Linked DNA regions of Homo sapiens: region 1 is linked to region 2. A link is a loop called in an ENCODE intact Hi-C map of the cell type or tissue named here. Cell type or tissue: PC-3. All regions are shown on one strand.

Region 1 (8,000 bases), 260 kb after region 2:
GGGAATTGGTTAAATAAATAAAGGTGACATTTTTATTGGAAGTCTATGTTGTCTTTAAAAATAGCTGACAGAGAACTACATGTACTCACGGGGGTGATCTCAAAAATGTATTGTTTAGCATCTTCTTTGAAAAGCCAAGTTTAAGACAAGAAATTGTGTGTGTACATGTGTATTCATGCACAAACATAGATATATTTATTTATATACATACATATAGATGCATGGATATATGTATAAATACAATACTTATATCTATAAACTATCCTCTGAACTTTGGGGAAACTGGATAACTAATGGATTCAGGCCTGGACCTAACTGGATGGCTTAAGTCATCTCAAGTCATATCTCCAGCCAATGTTTCCAAGCTTGGATGCTGTTTACATTGTTCAACACCTTCCTGGTTATTTAGCTAACGGAAAAGAGAAGGATGGCTGAGGAACGAATGGCAGGAATGTAAAGATTAGTCCACAATTTCAGTTTGGAATGACTAATACCACAACTTCACTGCGCTCAACAACCCTTGTGTTGACACATGAGTTTGGATCCATTGTGTTTAGTAAAACAGCATGTGCCCAAACTGTAAGTGCTTACTTAGTGAGGAAGGCAAAAGAGTGGCCAATGGTTCTTAAAAATAAAAAATAAGTCGAGAGGAAGGATTTTAGAAAGTACAGGTAAATCTATAAATGCCCAGAATATGAAGCTTAGTAGTATTTAGTCCACACAGGAAGAAACTCAAGTCTTTTCTTGATTTACAAACAACAAAATGAATTCAGAATCTGGTGACAGATATAAAAAGCCTCAACTTAAAAGAAATTTAACAAGTTAAAGTAGTAATCACTGTGGGACAGGAAACATAGTATTTATCTTTGTTGCTTATCTGATGAAAATGCCACAGTCACTTTTGGCTATGACTTGGCTAATAGATCTGAATATTTAAGTGGCTTGTGAGCTTTCTCAAAGTCAAAATCGACATTTCTCTTTTTTTCTAGTTTAACATCTTGTCCTTAAGTCCTTAAGCTGAGCTTCTACTCCATAGCCATGTTCGAAGGTGCTCTGGGCAAGGAGCTGGCCCTTCCAGACCTTTTAATAGAAGGCCTTGACTGGAAGAAGACTGGCAGCAATTCAGCATTTCCACCTTTTATTTTCTGAGGGAGTGTAGATAAGGGAGCTATCAGCCTGGGCAGTAGGCTGCAGCAGCAGATCTGATTGAAGCAGAGATTTCAGTAAATTAAGAATTTGTTATCACTTAGAACAGGCTGTCCTCCTTTCAAGGAATGTGGGCAATGGCACAAGTTGATTGAAAGGCCTTCTTGTTCCAATAATACTGAATATTTATATTTCTGAGCTGAAAAGACAACCTAAAGATAAGACATGAAGAGTCTTGCATTAGATCCAGCTACATGCCAAGTGGGCAGAGTAAATGATCATCTATCTCTGTAGTAGTATAGGCTCTATACTACAGTGATGTCAAGAGCTTGAGAACGCCCCAGGCCCCCCACAGGCCAGCAAATACCTAAAAATGCGCTTTTAGGGATCTTTTTCCAGTAAATAAAAGCTGTGAAGTATAGATTCCCTTCCCCACAATTGGAATAGTCTTTAAATTATTCACAGACAATTTCTTATTAGAGTATATTTCAGATTTTTCCTGAGAATAGACTTTTAAAAGTTTAGGGCTCTTTTAAAAATATTTGTGATTGTTCTTGTTACCCATCAAAGCCCTTATCATACATCACTGTAAAGTGCATGTTTACCTATTTGTTTATCATATTAGACTATCAGCTCTGCAAAGGCATGGACCTTGTTTGTCTTCGAAACAGGTTTATCTCAGGGCCTAGCACATTGCCTGGCACTTAATAAAATCTCAGTATTTCTTGTGTAGAACTGAATTTCATTAGACTGAATTGTGTAAGAGGTTGTTTCTTGGAGATAATTTTTTTCTTCCTTTAGTGAAGGAAAAAAACAGAGCATCATTAGGAAAGACAAGCTTCATCTACTGAAAATCATTAAAAGCTTGACTGACTTTGACCTTACTTAATGATCCATCTAGTTTTCAAATAAGGTAATAGATTCAGTGACTTTTCCAAAGCCACACCAATACTAACTGGCAGAACAAGAATGAGGAGCCAAATCTTCAGACCGATAGTCAGACATTTATTCCACACAGTTGATCCTTCTATTTTAAGGTATTGCAGTTGGAAGAATGTGGAAGCACTGCGGAAGCACTTGTCAGGGAGGGTATTCAGTATCAGACACTGGCACACACCCAGTGTGATCAACATAGGCTTGTTCATCATCTACTTTTATGAAAGTTTTACCAACAAATGCTTTCTAAACTGTAGCAGTCCTTCGTCACTTGAACAATGGTTCTATTGGCTGAAAAGAAGGTTGCTGGGTTTTCCTATCTGAGAACTGGTGTCTGAAACAGTAAGAAACCTTTCTTGGGGAGTATTCTTAGAGGATTATGACATCTCTGAAACTGTTTAGGTGGCAGGTCTCTTATTTCCTGACTTTCTTCTCTAGCTTTCTGTCTCCTTGGTGTTGTTGAAATCGACCTGGCATGGTGGGTAGACATCTGTTAATAATCTCATTAACATGGGTCAATTTTGCTTAATTTACTACCTTTAACTTAACAGAAATGTACTTATTAGTGGCATACCCTCTTCTCTATAAAGAAGAATGTTGAATTCATAAATAAATAAATTGGCAGGACAGCTTCTGCAAAGTTTTAAATTCTAGTAAGCAAGCAATGTGCTATCAACCATAGCAAATTGTCATTACTGAATGACGGATAAGAACGGCTCAAAAATATAAACTAGGTTTTAAAAATCCTGTTTGTTAAAAGCAAACATCTCTGCAAATCAAAAGGTAAAACTGTACATATGCCTTGCTAAAGTTGTTTCTCACAGGAGTGCAGGTTAACAATTCTGATTCTGCTACACACATATACTGGAAGTAAACATTTAAGTAAATGGATAGCAGATGGTAGAAGCTGCATTTCTTACTGTAGAAGTGACAGTTTACAGATGGGCAGCAGCAGGAGGCTAAAATAATCCACTAGGAGTGAATTAGAGTTGGAGATATCAGTATGAACTCATGTTTAGCTTAATATAGATACATATGGCTACATATAGAAAAGTTTGTAGATATGTGTATATACATGGTTTAGGATACTCACATACATTTCCTTGTTCTGTAAGCTGAGAGTGCCTAAATAAAACAACTCCCCAGTAGGAGCAAGTACACCTAGCACCTGGTTCTTAATTTCTATAATAATACCATTATCCAATAAAAACAAAAAACAAAAACACAAGACCCCTTAGAGAAATGTCTGAAATGACTGATTCTAGGACTGGGAGATGAAATATACAGATAATCCTGGAAGATTCTGTGGTACAAGAAGGAGGTGTTTAAACAGCAACAACAACACACACACACACACACAAAACAACTACAATAAACCCCATAAAACAACCTATATTGATGGGAGTGTGGCAAAGGGGCACAAACATCAATTGAAGGAGTTTACAATGGCCAAAACTGGAACTATTTGAGCAACAAAATGCATGAAATAGCATTGAATTCTAAACTCAAATATAAAATAAGTGATCTATATTAATTCATTATCTATATTGATATAAATATATGATTGAATGGTGAAGAGAAAAATCTCCCATTCAGAAGAATTCAAAATAAATTATGTAGATGCTGCACTCTAAAAGAGGGACATTATAACTTCCCACTATACAGAATGGCTTTGTTACAAAGATTGCCATGAGGAAGGAGGAAAATGAGGAACTTTATGGTGAAGAAACACTAGAAACACTACCTTAGCCAGGTTATCAAAGTCAAGATCATGTTGATAGCATAAACCCTTGATATGTGATGAAAATGGCACTTTATCTCTGTGATCTTTGTTCTAAAAACATATAACCCATCCATCAGACAAATTTCCATAAAGGAACATCCTGCAAAATTCCTGACCCGTACTCCTGAAAACCATCAACAATAGCAAAATCAAGGAAAGTAAAGAACTCTTCAGCCAATAGGAACCTAAAGAAATATGGAGATTAAATGTAGTGCTTAATTCAGGCCATCCAGAATAAGATCCTGGAAGAGCAAAAGGACGTTAGGTAACAACTAAGAAAATCGAATGAAGTATAGATTTAGTTAATAATCATGTACTCATATTGGTTCATTAATTGTAACTAATGTACCATACCAATGCAAGATGTTAATAATATAGAAAACTGGGTGTGTAATAAGTGGAAGTATATGGGAACACTATTGTCTCAATGTTTCTGTAAATTTAAAACTATTCTTTAAAAAGTTTATTTTAAAAAGCAAATATAGCCTTTGTTTCCATTTAATGTGAGCATGTTTTTTGCTGGCATTTATTCTTTGTTTCTCAAGTCTTCTCATTTTGTTTATTAATTAAGATTTAACCTATTGTTGTTGCCTTCAAGTATTTAAAAGTCTATCACGTGAAAGGGGAAGTAAACATTTTCTGCTTTAGAGGGCAGCACCAGGACCATATAAAAACCAACAACAAGGGAGATACCAGCTCCCTAATATGGAAGCCTTTTCTAACTCCAACAATGGAAAAGGTTGACTCATAGAGTAGTTGAACTTTCTGTGCATTCGGGCAGAGACTGACTGACACCATCCATCAAGTATGCTTTAATGGAGATTTTTTTTCACTGGGTGGCCAGTTGGAGTGGAAAACCTCAAGGATTCTTCCAACTCTTTTCTAAATATCTGTGGACAAGTTGCCCAATTCTCTGTGTAGTTAAAGTTCAGACAATTTATTCCAGTGTGAATCCGTACTCACAGCCAAGACTTTCAGCAGAGAATGTCTGTCTATTGACCACAATTCTAAGTTTAGCTGATTGCCCAAAACCTACCAGCTGCACTAGTCATCCAGTAAAAGGAAAAGTAAATTAACCTACTAAGCTATGCCTTTTTGAGCCATGCCATTTGATAGGTGGTATGTTCCCTCCTTGAAGTCTTAAGGAGTCATATGATCCGATTCAGGGCTTTAGCAATGTTATGTTTATCTTACGACACACTTCTAGAGCCTTGCAAATCTAATGCCACAATCCCACAGCTTGGCTCAACCACTCCATAGTTAGGATGGCAGTGATTACTGGTGAAGTGAGAGACTGCAAATCAGAGTGATTGAGGTTAGACGGTGGGTGCATGTGTGGAAAGAAAGTTTTATATTTCAATCTCATTTTATGAGCCTGGCTTTCCCTGTTAAAGATAGAAGCTGGGAAAATCTACTGGTGCAAGGGTAAAGCAATACCTTTTTGGTGTCACAGTTTCCTTTACAAAGGGAACTCATACATATGGGCCTCTTCCCAGACAAAATAATAAAATCTCTTGGTTTTTCCCACACCACCCTCCCTGTCATAAAAGGGAACATGAAAATGTTTTCTTGATCAACCGGTGTTTATCGAATGTTTTTGGTTCACAACACACCTAGAATATTATTGTCTTTCTGCATACACACTGGAGTGAACAGAAAAGGTGCTGGAAAACAAGAACTTTGCTGATTTTTAGCTAACCTGACTGCAACCTATTACAGATGAAAGACTAATATCTCAGCCTGTGTGGCAGGAAGATCATTTCTTTAATAAACCAAAATTATTATTTTTATTATAAAAATATTTATATTCAGCTCATGAGCTTGAACCTTATAAAATGGCCATTTATAGTCAGTTAACGGTAACTTCTTATGGTTCATCATAATAGAAAATATGAATTTCTAGAAAAGTATGAAGAAAAAAGTAAAAAAAAAGTCTCATCTCTATAGCTAAGGGATCAGATATTTTACATTTTGCTGTATGGTACGTCAATACTTTGAGTTTCCCCTACTCTTACATACATACATGTACTTTACATTATTTAAATCATGTCACAATGCATAATTTTTGTGACCTGTTTCTTTCCATTAATATTTAATAAGTACCATTTCCCATGTCATTCATTATTCTATAGTATGATTCTCAGTGACTCTGTCATATCCAGTCACATGGATAAGCAAATTAATTTAATTTAAGCAACTTTCTATGATCAAATATATGCCAATATTTAAACTTATGCTGCTATAAGCATACTTATAAGGGAAACTTTTACATACATCTCCGATTATGCTTAAGGTATTTCTGGATCAAAGTACGTGCACATGTTCAGACTTTTTTTTTTTTTTTTTTTTTTTTTTTTTTGAGGCTAGATCTCACTCTGTTACCTGGGCTGGAATGCAGTGGTGCGATTAAAGCTTACTGCAGCCTCAACTGGACAGGCTCAAGTGATCCTCTTGCCTCAGCCTCCTGAGTAGCTGGGACCACAGGCACATACCACCATGCCTGGGTAATTTTTTTTTTTTTTATTCTTAGAGACAAGGTCTTGCTATATTGTCCAGGCTGGTATTTAGATCATTCAGATTATTCACACATTGCCAAATCACCTTCCAGAAGGCTGAATCCACCAAGAGATGTAATCATGCATCCTTCTCACCAGCATTCTGTATTATCATTGTTTTAAATCTCTACTAATCATTTGTTTCTTATCTGGATTTCTCAGGGGAGTTTCATGGTCACTAAAGTCCTGTTATGTTTGGCATTTATGGTGACCTTTCCACTGGAATTTTAGGGATTAAAACACCTCAGCAGCCTGCTTAGTGCTATGCCCTTCCTTTCAGAAATTCCAGTCCATTGCAGACATAGATTGTGGTAGCTGCAAGTAGACAGTGACCTGCGTCTTTATTCTAAAAGGAGTTCTGTGTTTGAAATTATACTTCTTCAGCCCCTAATTAAACTTCACATCTAATAATGAAGTCGGGCAGAGGACCTACCAAGTGAGTGATAGTCCACTCATTATTAGAGGCAAATTCACTACCTCTTGTCAGCTGCTACCATGTTAGATAGAACCTTACTAAGTTAGAACAGATGCTTGGAAGTCCATGGCGTCTAGTGGAAAGGGGAGTAGTTAAAATTAGACAAGGATATAGCTTGTTGAATGTTGAGGAAATAAGCAGTTCTTAAAGAAGAAGAAGAAAAACCTACCTACCTAAAACATCTGAGGTTTTTTCCACTCCAGTGGCCAGTACTTGGCTAATGTGTAAAGAACATTAAAACAGTCTTCAATTCAACAAGAGGATACATTTTAAAAAAATTATTAAACCTATCCAATTATTTTTAAAAAGGCTGATTTGTGAAATAATGATTCTTCCAGAGTGCTCAGGCAAACTGATCACCCCCCTTTGAAACAATCACATGATACATACTTATGTTATTCACACTAATTATAGAAATTTAGAATTATTTTTACCAATTTGCCTCTACTACTAGCCCATGAGTTTTATTGCTAACTAATATTCATTAATATTATATAGGGAATGGATCATATGATTTCAGGGCTTCTCAGTTAGCCTCTTAATGCCTCAAATACTCTTACACGATTAGAAATGGATTTTTTATTTAAAATTGTAATACCTCTGGATAGCAACAGATTAAGTCTCATTAATAATTCAAAGTGAATGAATTATAAAATTTTCTTCTGGGAGAGGAGGATGACATGAAGTGGAGAAACTGAGTGCCTTTGGGCAAAGTATGACGAAAGAAAAAAGTGGAGGCATAGAGTCCTGAAGACAAAATTTGCTGACTACATATGTTGTTGTTCTTTTAATTTTTATTATTGTTGTTTTATTAAGGGTCACTTTTAGACGCAATTGATGTTCTGTATGATTTAAAGCTGCTCTTTATTTTTAAAAATCCTAGCTTAGGGCCATGATATTGTGGGGGAAATTAAGTTTTCTTAATTTTCCTACAGTCAATATGATATAAAGGTCATTCATTAAGCTCTGCCCAACTCTTTCACTTGTAAAAAGATCAAATAAAACTGTTTTATTAAAATAGCGGCAGTAAAAGCAAGGAGGAAGAAGGGATGGAACACAGGGTGTGGTTGGGATCCAAATGTTCCTGGCATTGCTGGAGTGAACT
Region 2 (8,000 bases):
AGAGAAGATAACAGAAGGAGAAATGTGAGAAGCATGAAGATATGAAATAAAGTGTACTGGACTGTAAGTAATACAATATGGCTGGGTATAAGGTATGGAGTTGTTGAGTAAAGATAAAAGGCTTTTCTATATTCTATTTGAATAGGAATGAGGGCCAGGCCCAGTGGCTCATGCCTGTAATCCCAGCATTTTGGGAGGCTGAGGCGGGAAGATCATTTGAGGTCAGGAGTTCAAGACCAGCCTGACCAACATGGTGAAACCCTGTCTTTACTAAAAATACAAAAAATTAGCCAGGCGTGGTGGGGCATGCTTGTAGTCCCAGCTACTTGGGAGGCTGAGGCAGGAGAATCACTTGAATCCAGGAGGCGGAGGTTGCAGTGAGCCAAGATCACACCACCGCATTCCAGCCTGGGTGACAGAACGAGACTGTCTCAAAAAAACAAAACAAAACAAAAAAAAAAAGGAAATGAGATCATAAACTAAGTCAACTAATGAATGGAAACTAGAAACTGAAATGAGATTTCAATGAACAACTCTTGGTGATAGGGTTTGGCCATGTGTCTCCACCCAAGTCTTATGTTGAATTGTAATCCCCAATGTTGGGAGAGGGACCTGTGGGGAGGTGATTGGATCATGGGAGCAGATTTCCGCCTTGCTTTTTTTGTGATAGTGAGTGAGATCTAGCAGTTTAAAAGTGTGTAGCACTTCCGTCTTCACTCTCCTGCTGGCCATGTGAAGATGTACTTGCTTCCCTTTCTGCCTTCCACCATGGTTGTAAGTTTCCTGAGGCCTCCCCAGCCATGCTTCCTGTACAGTTTGCAGATCTCTGAGCCAAATTAACCTCTTTTCTTTATAAATTACCCAGTCTCAGGTAGTTCTTTATAGCAATGTGAGAGTGGACTAATATACTTGGTCACCAAGTAAATATGAAAAGTGAGAAAAATGGTAGTTTTTTGGGTTATTTACTAAATATTTCCCATTTTCCTTCCAGGCAGATAGTTTTTTCCTTTTGGGTTATTTACTAAATATTTCCCATTTTCCTTCCAGACAGTTTTTGCACTGTCTCATCCTCCTGAAGTGAGGTGTGACACTTTGACTTTCTTCGGTTAATAAATATGAGTGGAAGTGACATATGCTTCTAGGTGTCCTTTTGTTAAGCAATTTGATATGGTCTCTTTCCTGTGGCTCTGGTAATCATGTGAATGTGTATTGAGATAGATAGTTGATTCCCAAACAACTATGATGAGCAGAGATCTCTGAAAAACCCACGTTGACCACATTGTATGACGAAGAAATCAAGTTTTGGTGTGTTAAGCCATTGATATCTGGCAATTGTTATTTGTCAAGGAACAAGTTACTCTGACCAATAAACATGCTGTCCAAAATTTCAAAATACAAAATTAATTTACCAATACCTGTTTGGCCTGGGTAAACTCACAAATTTTTATTTAAACCCCAATCTCATGCTTAGATTTAGAATTTGAACATATCATGACATCAACATATCAATTCTTGCAGGTTAGCTGTTTTTTAGGGTTTTATTAGATTATCTTCTTAGAAGATGAAAGCCATTTTTTCAGTTATAAAGCAAGATATATCAGTGACAGTCACTGGCAAGAGAATATTTGAATAACATGGTAATAATTAGTATATCAGACAGATCTTTAAGGGCCAATGGGATCATATCTGAAAATCACATCTTATTGGAGTCTGCAACACCAAACAAAGGAGATACATTTCTAGGAAAGGACAGGAAAATGCTCTATTCTGATTGGAAAATGATAGTCATTGAGGTATACACAGTCAGCAGAGAGTTGCATCTATGGAATGAAATTATATTTGTGTCTGGAGGGCAGGGGACAGTGAAAATAATGATAGCTTTTGAGGAGCATGTTTTGTAGTTAACTTGTTCCTACATGAATTGTCCCTTATTCATCTTGTTCCCTTCTTGTCCAGAGTTTTGTGGACCTCGTGGCGAATCTTTGAGAGCAGGGACTTTGTCTAGGGTTGGCAGACTGTAAACTCAGGCTTTTCAGAAAGTGGCTTCCCTAAGAGCAGTCTCCTCCCTGAACTCCAGGAAATCCCATAAGCTGGGGAAAGCTTCTGCAGGGTACCAATGGCCACATTTATCAGGACCAATTTTTGTTTATTAGTGTTACTATCACATTGAGTCTTCCTTGTTTGATTGCAGGCACACCCCCATTCTACACCCCCATTCTTTTAGAATATTATTGTTGAATTTTTTTAAATTAATTTGGAAAGAATAAGAGAAATTAATGGGAAAGAAAAGACAGTTTAGTTACTAGTTGAATTTAACCTCTGAGTAACCCTCTTGAGATTCAGCCATAGAGTAAGAAATAAATTTTTATTGTTTATACACATATAAATGTATATTTAAAAAATATATGTTTTATTAAGCAATGTTTATCTTTACTGAATATTATAACTCTAGTATCATACATACACACAGAGTCATAGGGATCTTCATTTCAGTTGTCTTATTGTTTTGGAGGAAAGAAGGGAAAGAAATGACAACCTACCTCTTGAGCAACCACTAAGTGCTCTTAAGTTAACTAAATCTGCTTGGCACTACTAATGTTCTGGAGCCACATGCTTACTTCTTCTAAAATAACCTTTTGCAGGGTAGTAGAACCTTCTGTCATTTGCTTATCTTAGGATGTGGAAACTCTGGCAAGATGACAGTTTTATTGTTGCTGTTATTGTTACTATCAACAGTAAAATAAAAAAAAAATTCTGTGCCCACAATAAGACTTAGTGCTACACAGTTAATGTAAAATGTTAAAAAGAAATTCCAGAGCCTTGAGATTTGTTAGACATGCCCAGTATGATATCTGGGTACCTTATTTCCCTATTATATCCCAGAAACCTTTTTAGCCTAAGACTTATATCCTAAGACTTGTTTATCAAACTTTGGGTCAAGAAACAATAACAACACATAACAATTTTTAGTGGGTCATGCTCACAGGTTTTTTAGGAAATATATAAGAACAGTATAGGATGCATTACACACTATAAGGTAATTACACAAGGACATTTTTGCTTAATTTTATATATACACACACAATCACAATGTAAAATGTGTTATTGTAGTAAAAATAATTAAGTAAAAAATAGTTTACATTTTAATGGTACTTCTTATATGCAACACATTGTTCTAAGTGGCTGTGTTAAGTCATTTAATTCTCACAACTTTTCAATGATTTTTCTCATTTTAGTCCCTGAAACACAGCAAAGTTGAGTGATGTACCTGACTTTACAGAACTATTCAAAGCTAAGCAGTTCGCTGCTTATGCTGCTGTCATAACCTATAAGCTATCTATACTATTCTCTAAGGACACTGAAAATACTGGCATAGAGGACCACAGACATAGAGCAGGAAGAAAAATTTCTGTGGAAAAAATGAACATGTAGAATGAATCATTTGGACAAGGACAGGGTATTCCAATGAGGTAAAACATGTAAAGAGAAAAGGGTGATGGAAAATGAAACAAATAGCAGATAGAAACTCCAGTGCAGACAGAATGGTTTATATTAAAAATGTAAATGAGGACTATTTATTTAATTCAGCTGTTAAAACTCTGTCCATTCTAGACAGTCATGTTGCATCCTCAAGCATTTACAAAGCACCTTTGAACACAACGATTCTTGCTGCCATCTGACTTGGAATTTAGATCCTGGAATTTACACTTCTCATCCTCCTTGTTAACACTTTCATAATTGCCTAAACTTCAGGTTAGAAAATATTTTCAGAAAATCACTCTACATTTGTCAGTTCAATTTCCCCTTCAACCTTTATTTACACCATTTAAAACAACTTCTCTATGCTTCATATATTTGCTCACGATTATTATCTTCTCTCTGGCCAAACTAAACAAATTTAAATGTTTTCATATGAGTTTATGAGTCATCCTCCTCCTGACATTTATTCATTCTTATTGCTGTCCTTGGAACACAACACCTCAAGGACTATTGCTTCCTCTGCAGCAGTCCAGGTGTGATTGGCTGTCACAGAATCTGCAGAGCCCCTTGAGACGCAGTCCCTGGGTGGGTGCTGGAGAGGGTGGGTGCCTATGTATGACTGGTAGGAAGCAGCAACATACCATGCTTCAGGTCTCTAGGAACCTCTAGGAAGAGGTATCACCTTTAAAAAGAGTCCATCTCCATCCTTTAGCTATATCCCTTGAGATCAAGAATTACCACCTTCTATATTCAGAGTGATTTTCAACAGATGGTTTTGCCTGTGGAATCCCTTGAAAATGTCTTATTTATTTTCCCTCCAGGACAAGAAGGATAACTTGTCTCCTCTTCTGTAGATTTTTAGAGATTGAATTAATTATCCTATTGGTAAAAACAGGTCACATTCACATCTACTTAGAGGCAAATTTAAAACACACACACATATATACACACACACATGCCCAGATATAAAGAGTAGATCTATATCAACTTTGTGGCATTACACTTTAAATATAGAAATGAACTTGCTGAAATTGTTTCTATTTTTTAAAAAATAATATTTCTATTCTCACTCCCTTCAAGAATATAATTGCATTTCATTGTACTTTTAGAGATAACTATGGAATAAATATCGCCTGAACTGAAAAATGCAGCATTTCTGTTTCCAAAGAATTTATGAGAAAAGCTGAAACTCTTTGGATACCAAGACATAATGAAAACAAACCACATTTCTTCTAACAAAAGACTCCAGCAGCTGCATGAGCAAGGCTACTGCAGCTGACTGTGATTTCCAAGAGGCTGTTTATTCCAGACACTAGGGGGCACTGGTGATTTGCTCAACTCCTCTCAGTTCTTGGGCTTTAAAAAATTCAGTGTGTTACCAGCAACTTGTCAACTTTCAATGGGCAGGAATGGAGTGGAAAATAACTATTCAAAAGTTCATATTTTCAGAGAGAGGTTAAAAATATTCTCTGCAGAACCCACCAGAAGAAAGAGGAGAAGTGACTCGTCTTTGTCCTGTCCTGGTTATCAGTCCTCATCCAGAAGTTGTAGTGGGTTCAAATTTCATAACTTGTTAAAACTAATGCCAGAAATGAAGTTTGTAAAACAGCAGATAGCTCATTCAAACCCTACATTTGAACACACTCTTTTCCTTTTCATGCTTATTTTTGCCGAAACCGGTGACAACATCGGTTTCTAACTATTGAAAAGACATTCTGATTCACAAGCACTGATTTAAATAGAGTATGTTCATTTGGACGTAATGAGGGGAGACAAACAGGATTAAACAAAACAAGGACAATGAGAATATAAGCTACCTTCATAAATCGAATTTAAAATAGTCGAGCAAAAACCCTGCTTATCTGTATAATCCATGTTCCAGTTGCTTTGAGGCAGGATGGAAGAATAACAAGCAAAGGTAAAAGCAACCAAAAAAAAAAATTTAAAGAGATACCAATATTTGATATGAAGCATTCAAGTAAAAGAAGCTATCCATTAAAAGCATTGACAACGAATCAGTTATGTGTGACCAAGATACTCAGAGCAATAATAACCAGAGGCTCTTGTACAATATGCTTGGTCCATAATTATTGTTTCCATTATTGGTGAGTTTTTTGTTTGTTTGTTTTTATTTTTGTTTTTGAGATGGAGTCTCACTCTTATCCAGGCTGGAGTGCAGTAGCATGATCTGGGCTCACTGCAATCTCTGCCTCCCGGGTTCAGTCGATTCTCTTGCCTCAGCCTCCCAAGTGGCTGGAATTACAGGCACACACCACCACACCCGGCAAATTTTTTTTTTTTTTTTTTTGTATTTTTAGTAGACTGTGTTTTGCCTTGTTGGCCAGGCTGATCTCGAACTCCTGACCTCAAGTGATCCACCTGCCTTGGACTCCCCAAGTGTTGAGGTTACAGGTGTGAGCCACCATGCCCAGCCTATTGGTGGTTTTAAAAAATCTATTCCATATTTCCTCAAAGCATATAGCTAAAGAATTTAGGGAGGGAAGCGTATGTCCCTTTCAGAATCTCCTCTTACTCAACTATGACAGTCATTACTATCTGCATGGAGACACGCTTGAGAAGGAGGCCATTGCATGTTCTCAAGATAACTAGGAAAGAATAGCCTAATAGTGGCCAAAGTCAGTTTCTTCCTGCTTCATGTGACTCTCTGAAAAACTAGGCCCATCGCAGCCCTAAAAGTCTGACTCCCACCTCTTTCTCTCATGTGTCACAGGTAAAAGTAAGTCATGTACAACACGACAGTCTTGTTGCATACAATACATTGTGTGCCTTGGAGGTACGTGATGCTAAAGTTTGTTACATAGGGTCACATTAGGAAGAGTATTTGTCCCGTATAATAACCAACTCAGTTCCAAGTCTAGGTTTAATCTCCTCCTGACTCAGGTGTCACCTTCTTGCTTTCAAATAAATTAGTTTCTTCTAATCCCAGTGAGCTTCTGTTGACCTGAAGACTTATTTCTTTTGCTAACTGGTTTCAGCTTCCCATCCAGATGACTAGATTGTTTGCTGACTTCAAGAGTCCTTTGGTGTCAGCTTGAGGAGATAATAGTTGTTTACCAAAAATGATCTTTAGAGTAGTTTAACTACCCAGAGGCTCTCACAGTTTGGAAGGAGGGTGGAGCAATTTACACTACATGATTTTATTAGCAGGAAAATTTGCCTTTCTTTTTCACTGCAAACAAGTTATTCTCTGAAGGGTAGCTTGATATAGAGTACAACATTATTAAAATGCATAGGAAATTAAATCTGAAATATATAATGGTTTTGTTTGTAGAACACTTCTTTTAAGTAGGTTTAGGTTTTAAAATGTACATGCACATACATGTCATTGAAACCTTGGAAAGAATGTTATTTAGGGTGCAAAGATCAAAGTAGATATGGAGGTAGTAAGATGATTATGTTTTCAATTTATAAGGTTTTACATTTCTTTTACAGAAAGTGTTTATTCTTGTATAAAATGAAAATCCTCATAACTGTTTTGCAAGTCTCTGCATATTCGTTACATTTTTATGCCAAAGACATATCTCTCTCTCTCTCTCTCTCTCTCTATATATATATATATACACACACACACACATATATAAATGTTTATGACAAGAGCCTATTTGTAATTTATTTTCTTTATAACAAATAAATTTTGAGCTATTTGTGTTTGTAAAATATCTTGAGCTTAATATGTCATAATAAAAAGCAGAATAGGACATATATATATGTCCTCTTCTTCCTATTAGAAGCTGACTTCTTCCTTAAAATTCTCTCTCCTAAAACAATAACTTTATTTTAACCGTATATGTTTTGTATCTGTGTATAGCTAGTATAGCTATTACATATATATATATATATATGCACACACATATGTTTTAAAGTTTACATTGTATAGTTTAAAGAACTTTCCTCTCCCTTTAAAGACTTCTTCACCGTTTTGCTTAAATGCAAAATTCTTTACAAAGAGGATTTTTTTTTTGGGGGGGGAATAACTAGGAATGGGGGTCAATTTGACTTTAAATTATTCTGTTTATTATGAGAGATGTTTAAGGCACATTAAGGACATGACTCCACCTTTGGTGAAGGTTGCTCCAGTGGAAAAAAAATTGACAGAAAGGTCCACATCCCTGAACAACTATTTGAAAGACTGCTATCCAGAAGAGCAACCCAACCCCATCTTGGACTGTAATGAGAGGTGGAAGTAAATGTTTGCCTTAAGTCACTGTAAGTTACTGCAATTTTAGGGTTGTTACAACACTAATTACTTTGAATATTTCATAGACTCTGTACAGAATTTATTAACACAGTTTTAAACAAAAACAATCCCAAGATGTAATCTATAGAAAAAGGGTTCCACGTCCAAGTAAGTCGAAAAAAAAACTAGGTACCGCCTATTTTTCTTAAAGAGTCAGAACGCACACTGCTAAATTTAGAGCTCTGAAAATTTCCATAGTAAAAAACCATGTTTAACTCAATACTTGTCAAATGTATATAATCACCCAAACAGATCATATGAC

The links. Hi-C counts contacts between places; a loop is a spot of excess contacts. Peaks named below come from ENCODE experiments on the same cell type or tissue, not always from the same donor. Only the 100,000 strongest peaks of a DNase experiment are listed, where the experiment ranks them.
Region 1: a loop joins it to region 2, with 3 times the contacts of the local background. A loop is called at or near these places in 5 of 110 quality-filtered maps.

The regions. Positions count from the first base shown.
Region 1 is chr3:106,342,561-106,350,560 of GRCh38, reverse strand. No RefSeq gene overlaps it. Among named protein-coding and RNA genes, the nearest start is that of CBLB, 480 kb to the right of the region's middle. In PC-3, a CTCF peak has its summit at 4,513; DNase peaks (open chromatin) are centred at 4,650 and 4,990; H3K27ac peaks cover 1,542 bases.
Region 2 is chr3:106,606,694-106,614,693 of GRCh38, reverse strand. All of the region lies in intron 2 of LOC101929485 (a long non-coding RNA gene), which reads left to right. Among named protein-coding and RNA genes, the nearest start is that of LINC00882, 630 kb to the left of the region's middle. In PC-3, CTCF peaks have their summits at 4,600 and 4,802 (motif pointing right); DNase peaks (open chromatin) are centred at 3,933 and 4,793.